Linked DNA regions of Homo sapiens: region 1 is linked to region 2. Evidence: chromatin contacts called from ENCODE Hi-C or POLR2A ChIA-PET data. All regions are on one chromosome and are shown on one strand. The core of a region is the stretch at or near the end of the contact, and the rest is flanking DNA. Distances in the headings are between cores, read along the strand shown. Region 1 overlaps CAMTA1 (calmodulin binding transcription activator 1). Region 2 holds the start of DNAJC11 (DnaJ heat shock protein family (Hsp40) member C11).

Region 1 (3,229 bases), core at 730-3,229, 260 kb after region 2:
AGGATTTAGCCTTTATAACCCCATGACATCAGTTAGTTCTATGATGAGCCTGTTTTACAGGTGAGGACACTGAGGCTCAGAGAGGTTGTGTAACTTCTCAATATCATACATCTGGTAAGTGGTAGAGCTGGGAGTTTTAAACCCAGGCAGCCTGGAGTGAAAACATCTGCTTAAAGTGATTTTGTAGCTACAGATTGTATATAGTGATTCTTATTAGGGGAGTTTCTGGAATGAATTCTCATTTCACTCTTCTTTTCCCTAACTTGTCTGAATTTAGGAAGGTTTGGAGAAAGCGATTGGGCTGCGATGCAGTTAAGTTTCCTTTGTTGTAAGCCGTGGAAACCAACTCTAGCTAAATTAAGCTAAACAGGGATTCTGTTGTGAGGATCTAAGTAGCTTGCAGAAGGAGCACGCTGGAAGGAAGGGCTTTGGGGAGGCCAGAGGGACTGACCTAGCGGGAACTGAAGGACAGACTTGCTGGGATGAGCTCTGCACGTCACGTCCCTCCCAGTTCAGGCGCCACCATCGTGACCGTGTAGGGAATTGGGGTGCTGGTAAGACCTTGGGTGCTGGGCCGGCAAGAAGGTGCGCTGCCTGCCGACCACCATGCGTTCCTGCTGGCCATTGCTTGGGTCCTGTGTTCACCCTGGGCCCAGTGGCAGCCTGGGCTGAGCCGGGGGCGTGAGAGCCCAGGGCTCTCAGTCATGTTTCCTTGACACATAGTTCTGGAGTTTGGGGCGGGTGGGGAGGGTGAGGCTTCTGAAAGGAATATTCACTGGCAGTGACCTTTCTTAGGTTTTTAACATTTTGAGGGGATTGATTGAATTGATCCAAGCCCATTCATTCTCGGTCTCCAAAGGACATGAATACCGCAGGACCAGCCCAGCTTGAATGTTTGAAAACTGGGTGCAAACGAGGACTAGACTGATTCTTTCTCACCGGGCTTGCCCCCAGCCTCTAAACTAGAAGGGGCGTCTGGCTGGGTGTCCCTGGGAGGACGGCCAGAGTGCGCCTTGCTCAGAGGTTGTTGCAGGGAAGCCCCTTTTCCTGGGGAGGGAGGGAAGGCGCTGTGCATCTCTCCCCGGCGGCCAGTCCAGCGTCTTCCGGTATGGCAGTCCTTTGCCCTGTCGGGTCAAAGCCAAGCCCCCTCAGCCTCCGGGCTGTCCCCAAACGTGTCTCCCTCGCGGTGTCCGTGGCGCGCAAGAGCCTGGAGCCTGCTGCTTTGGGCCTCACGCCTCTGTCTCATGCCTCTGCCGGGGCCCCGATTTATTCAGGACACACGTGTGCTCCGAGTGCCAGATACATGGTGGACCCCGACAAGGCACGCAGGTCTCAGACAACAGGTGACGCTGTGTCCCCGGCCTGTGCAGCGGGGACACCCACCTCATTTTACTCCCCCCAGGTCAGCTGGTCCTTGCTGGGAGGCTGGTCCCTGGGGCGAGGGGCCAGGGGCAGCTGGAGGAGAGCGCCTGCCCCTCCCCACCCCGCCCCGCCCCTCCTCCCTTCCACTCCCCCTCTGGGCCCGCCCTCCGATTTGGCCTCTTCCCCGGGCCCACCCTTTCTATAGCCCCACCCTTTCCGTTTTGGTTCCTCTCTCCCTGCCAGCCCCGCCCCCTCAGAACCTATCCCGTTTCCTTTATGGACCTGCCCTCGTCTGGTCCCATCCACCCATCTTGCCCCGCCCACATCCAGCCTTCCCACCTGGCCCCACCCCTCCTTTTTGGCTCCGTTTCACCCGCCCCGCCCCTCTGGACCCACCCCTCTTTCCTCTGTGGACCTGCCCCTGTCTGGTTCCACCCACCCACGTGGCCCCACCCACTCCCTGCCTTTTATCCTGCCCCTGCCCCATGGCTGGCCCCATCCTCCATCCCTTTTCGTCCTTGCCCACCGAGCTCCTCTGGACCCACCCCTCTTTTTGGGCCCGCACCCATCTGGCTCCTCCCACCCATCTGGCCCCACCCACTCCCCTGCTTTCCATCCCTGCCTTGCCCTGTGACTGGCCCCACCCTCCATCCCTTTTGGTCCCTCCTTGCCTGCCGAGCTCCTCTGGACCCACCCCTCTTTCAGTTGGGGCCCCGCCCTCATTTGGCCCCTTTCACCCGTCTGGCCCTGCCCATTCCCACCTTCCACCCTGGCCCCGCCCTGTGGCAGACCCCATTCTCCATTCCTTGTGGCCCTTCTCCTCTGGACCAACCCCTCTGTCCATTAGGGCCCCGCCTTCATTTGACCCATCCCACCCTCTGGCCTCACCCACTCCACCTTCCATTTTGACCCAGCTCCTTGGCAGGCTCCAGCCTCCATCTCTTTTGGCTCCTCCTCACCCGCCCCGCCCCTTTGGAACTACCCATCTTTCCTTTATGGGCCCCGCCCCATCTGGCTCCTCCCACCCACCTGGCCCCCCCCCCCCCCCCGCTTTCCATCCCGGCCTTGCCCTGTGACTGGCCCCGCCCTCCATCCCTTTTGGCCCCTCCTTGCCCGCGCCGCCCCTCTGGAGCCACCCCTCTTTCCAATCGGGCCCCACCCTGTTTTCCTGGCCTTCAAGCTCCCGCCTGGCGCCCCGCAGCGGCAAGCGTGATTTATAGGCCGTCTGAGCCGTGACCTATAAACCCTGTTCTTCAGGGGGTGCCTTTCTTGGATTAAATGCCTCTAAAGGAGCCTCTGTCTCAGAAGTGTCATGTAGAATGTTTCCGCTGACGGAGAACATGACCTTTAAAACCCCGAGTAAAGGAAGCAGAGCTGCCAGGGGAAGCATCGGGCAAGGCGGCGCCTCAACCCGCCTGCACCTGTCCGCTCTCCGACCCCTCCCCAGACCTGGTGGGGCGGGCTGCTGACCTGGCTGGGGGGGCGCGCTCCCGGGGCCTGGGGGCTGGGCGCGGCTCGGGGAGCTGCGCTTTGCGGACTGGAGGTGGCGACCGTGCGAGCAGAGACGCCCCTCACCATGGGCCAAGAGCCCTGACCCTAACAATGGGAAAGGGCCAGGGCCCTTGTTCCACTTCAGTTTCCTTCCCTTTGTGCCCTGGGGGACACTGGGTCCTGCTAAAGGCTGGGGCGCCTGTCGCAGAAGACCCAGTGTCCTGGGTGCTCTGGGTGAGGCACAGCGTCCTGGGTGCCCAGATAGGGGTGCAGAATCCTGGGTGCCTGGTTAGGGGTACAGAGTCCTGAGTGCCTGGGTAGGATACAGAATCCTGGGTGTCTGGTTTGGTTGCAGTGTCCTGGGTGCTTTGGGTGG
Region 2 (3,289 bases), core at 99-2,598:
GGTGACAGACTAGCATGGAGCTCACAAGCTGGGCTCCAGAGTCAGACTGCCTGGGTTGAGTTCAGGCTCTTGCACTTTCTAGTAGTGTGACTTTAGACACACTACTTAATCTCTCTATGCCTTGGTTTCCTCAAGTGTAAATCAAGGGCTATCATAATACTTACCTTAAGAGCTATCCTCAGAATTAAATGAGATAACAGTACAAAGTTCATTCAGCATAGTGGTCCCACACAAGATAAGTTTGTATTATTAACATCACATAGACTAATATTTACTGACAACACACACTGAACCCGCTTTGGTTAGCATAGCCAAACTTGGCTAGCTTTCATTACCACTGGAAAACCTGAGAGATGGAATTAGGAATTCTCTGGCAGGGCTGAAAAGTCTGGACCCATCGGCTTAAAGAAACTGATCCACCTCATGACCTGACCCTGGAAGCCTTCTCGCCCTTCACACCTATCTCAACTCCAGACTAGTCAAGAACAAAGGAGTGTAGTGGGGCCCTACTACTGCCAGGCTATGTGAGACTCTCTCATGTTATCTTTTATTCGTTGAGGAGACAGGGTACAAGTGCTTGGTGTGAATGTTGAAGCTGTTGTTAGGGCACCACTTTTCTGGCCTAGGGCTTCTTCCTAATCTGCAGCCTCCGAGCCGAGGGTCTGTGTCCCGGAGGCTCTGCCTGCAATTTCTGGACATCGGGTCCAGGGGAATGAAAGAGGGCATGAGACGCATGCCTCTGAGGCTGGACCCACTTCAGAGGCAGAGCGTCCCCACGAAAGACTCGGGAACCGGAAAAAGCCCTAAGGACGTTCCCTAGTGGCCTTGACCTTGGTGGGTGAGACTCAGTTCGCCATCCTGCTGGCGGCGGGCGATGACACAGCCCCTCAGCCAGGACGAGTATGTGGGCTGAGCGCGAGACGGGGTCTCGGAGGACTGCTAACCCCACTACGGTGGCCTCCTCGGGGCCCCCGTTTCCTCTTGAGCGTGCGGGGGCCTCTGGCCCTACCCGGACACAGTGCACGCGGCGCACTGGCCTTCAGGAGCTGGGGCGGAGGCTGGCCCCGGAACCCCCGGCGGGAGGGTCTGGGCGGTGGGGACGCCTCCATCGGGCGGCTGGCGTGCACGTCGCCGGGGTCACGCGGCCTCCCCGACGGACCCGAGCCTCCCGTGGCGGGGGTGGGGCGGCCACCGCCAGCCCGGCCCTCCCGAACGACCGGGCTCGGCCTCAGCCCCCAGAGCGTCCAGCCGCTGGCCTCACCTCCCTGCGCACGTTCAGCAACGAGTAATAGTCTTCATTGTCCAGCTCCTCCTCGCTCAAGGCCGTCGCCATCTTCGCAACCTTTCACCCCGCCAAACCGGCAAGGCCGTGCTCAAGAGGGGCCAGTGATCCGCGTCAGGGACAGCGCGGGCCAGCCCGGCTGCGCCACAGCGGCCCCTGGCGGCCCGGAGCCGTCCGCGCCCGGCGGGAGTGCGCCTGCGCTTTGCGCCCCCGCGCGGCCTAGGGCGGGACGCGGCGCCTAGGCAGCCCTGGCGGGGTGACCACGCGGGTGTCTCTTCGTGCTCCCAATGGACGCGTGGCACGCGGCGTGGCTGCGTCCTCGGGGGCCTGAGATCCAGCCAGGACTCCCTAGGGCTTTTCCTGTACTAGAAAGGGAAACTTTGCTTTTTTTTTTTTTTTTTGAGACGGAGTCATACTCTGTCGCCCAGCCTGGTGTGTGTGCAGTGGCGCAATCCCGGCTCACTGAAGCCTCCACCTCCCGGGTTCAAGCGATTCTCCTGCCTCAGCCTCCCGAGTAGCTGGGACTCCAGGCGCGCGCCACCACGCCCAGTTAATTTTTTTGTATTTTTGGTAGAGACACGGTTTCACCATGTTGGCCAGGCTGGTCTGAGGCTCCTGAACTCAGGAGATCCTCGGCCTCCCAAAGTGCTGGGATTACAGGCATGAGCCACCGCGTCCTGCCTAGAAAGGGAAACTTTGAAGTCACCTCCAGGAGATTGTCATCCTCTGGGAGACAAACCCCTGTGATACCACCTGTTACCCCACTGGCCCCAAACTCCTGGAAGAAGCGCGAGGTGCCCCCAGTGCAGGGTGCATCCGGATCCTAGATATCCCCCAAATGACATTTGTTCCTACCTCCATTGTCTTTTCTCTTGGCCACCCAGAAGCCTTCCTGCCCAGAACAGGCCTCCTCATTTTAGTTATTTGTTATTGCTCTAATTTAGGAGCACCTGGCCATCTTTTCTGCTGCTTAAATGACAAAGCAATAACTATTTGGTTCCTGATATAATTGTCTCTGGCAGGCATGTGTACCTGCAGTCCCTACCCCAGAGCCATTCTCCTGTAAATTTCTCCCTTATAATTTATCGGTGGAGTCTAATTGATTTCAACCTGGTGCCTGCTGTTTGGTGCATTATTAAAGATGTCTTGGTTACAACAATCTAAATAATTTAAAGGTCTTCGAAATGACGCCATTGTCAAGGGAAGGTGGACAGCAGCCCACTCTTGCCACCTGTTTGGTTCCCGCTGACCTGCGCAAGTCTCAGAAACCTTTGTTGTTCCTTCACTAACCACCAGTCCATAGCCATCCCCGTTGCCCTTCATAAGCAGGTCTCCTGGGAAGCCCCGAACACCTGTCTGTGGATTTGAGAGGCTGATTTCTTTCTCTTTCTAATTTTTGGCCAGATGTGCACCATCTGGGCCTGTGTCTCATCCCTTCCAAGTTGCCCAGCCCTCTTAGGATCTTTTGGCATGAGACACTTCGGTGTGCTGAGACAGATTGTTCGGGTGGGTTGAGTCAGCCTGAAACAAACTGTCAGCCCAGGTTGTAAATTAAGGGCTATTTCTTTAGTTGTGTGAAGCTTCTCCACAACAGCTTCCATGGTCCATCAGCTCTTCCAGCAATGTTATGGGCTTTGCCTTTTTCTCCTTTGCAGAGAAAAGAGCTGTGGTTAGGGCCAAACTGCATGCTGACATTTGACAGTCTTTAAGAATTTCTTTCTTTTTTTTTTTTTTTGTTTGAGACAGAGTCTCACTCGGTCGCCCAGGCTGGAGTGCAGTGCCACGATCTTGGCTCACTGCAACCTCCGCCTCCCGGGTTCAAGCGATTCTCCTGCCTCAGCCTCCCAAGCAGCTGGGACTACAGGCGTGCGCCATCACGCCCAGCTAATTTTTGTATTTTTAGTAGAGACGGGGTTTCACCATATTGGCCAGGCTGGTCTCGAACTCCTGACCTCGTGATCCACCTGCCTCGGCCTCCCAAAGTGCTGGGATTACAGGCGTGAGCCA

The links. Hi-C counts contacts between places; a loop is a spot of excess contacts on that map. ChIA-PET counts read pairs that join two places held with the same protein, here RNA polymerase II (POLR2A). Pooled maps may share reads with other maps.
Region 1: a loop to region 2 is called in a pooled map, with 15 times the contacts of the local background. The contact joins the enhancer-like site here to the promoter of DNAJC11 in region 2. A Hi-C loop is called at or near these places in 1 of 37 single-sample maps with no recorded cell type and 8 of 50 pooled maps. POLR2A ChIA-PET finds 5 or more read pairs at or near these places in 5 of 52 experiments (H1, HEK293T, WTC11 and 1 more).

Annotation. Positions count from the first base shown.
Region 1 is chr1:6,960,877-6,964,105 of GRCh38, forward strand. All of the region lies in intron 3 of CAMTA1 (calmodulin binding transcription activator 1), which reads left to right. Among named protein-coding and RNA genes, the nearest start is that of CAMTA1-AS3, 52 kb to the right of the region's middle. RefSeq lists silencers at 1,604-1,703, 1,934-2,173, 2,414-2,463. Within about 2 kb of position 1,980, at least 2 of the 41 ENCODE cell types and tissues checked have a DNase peak (open chromatin) inside an H3K27ac peak, as active enhancers do.
Region 2 is chr1:6,700,468-6,703,756 of GRCh38, forward strand. DNAJC11 (DnaJ heat shock protein family (Hsp40) member C11) reads right to left here and starts at 1,349. Exons shown (of 16, transcript NM_018198.4): 1 at 1,262-1,349. The coding sequence starts at 1,333. RefSeq lists a silencer at 1,136-1,585.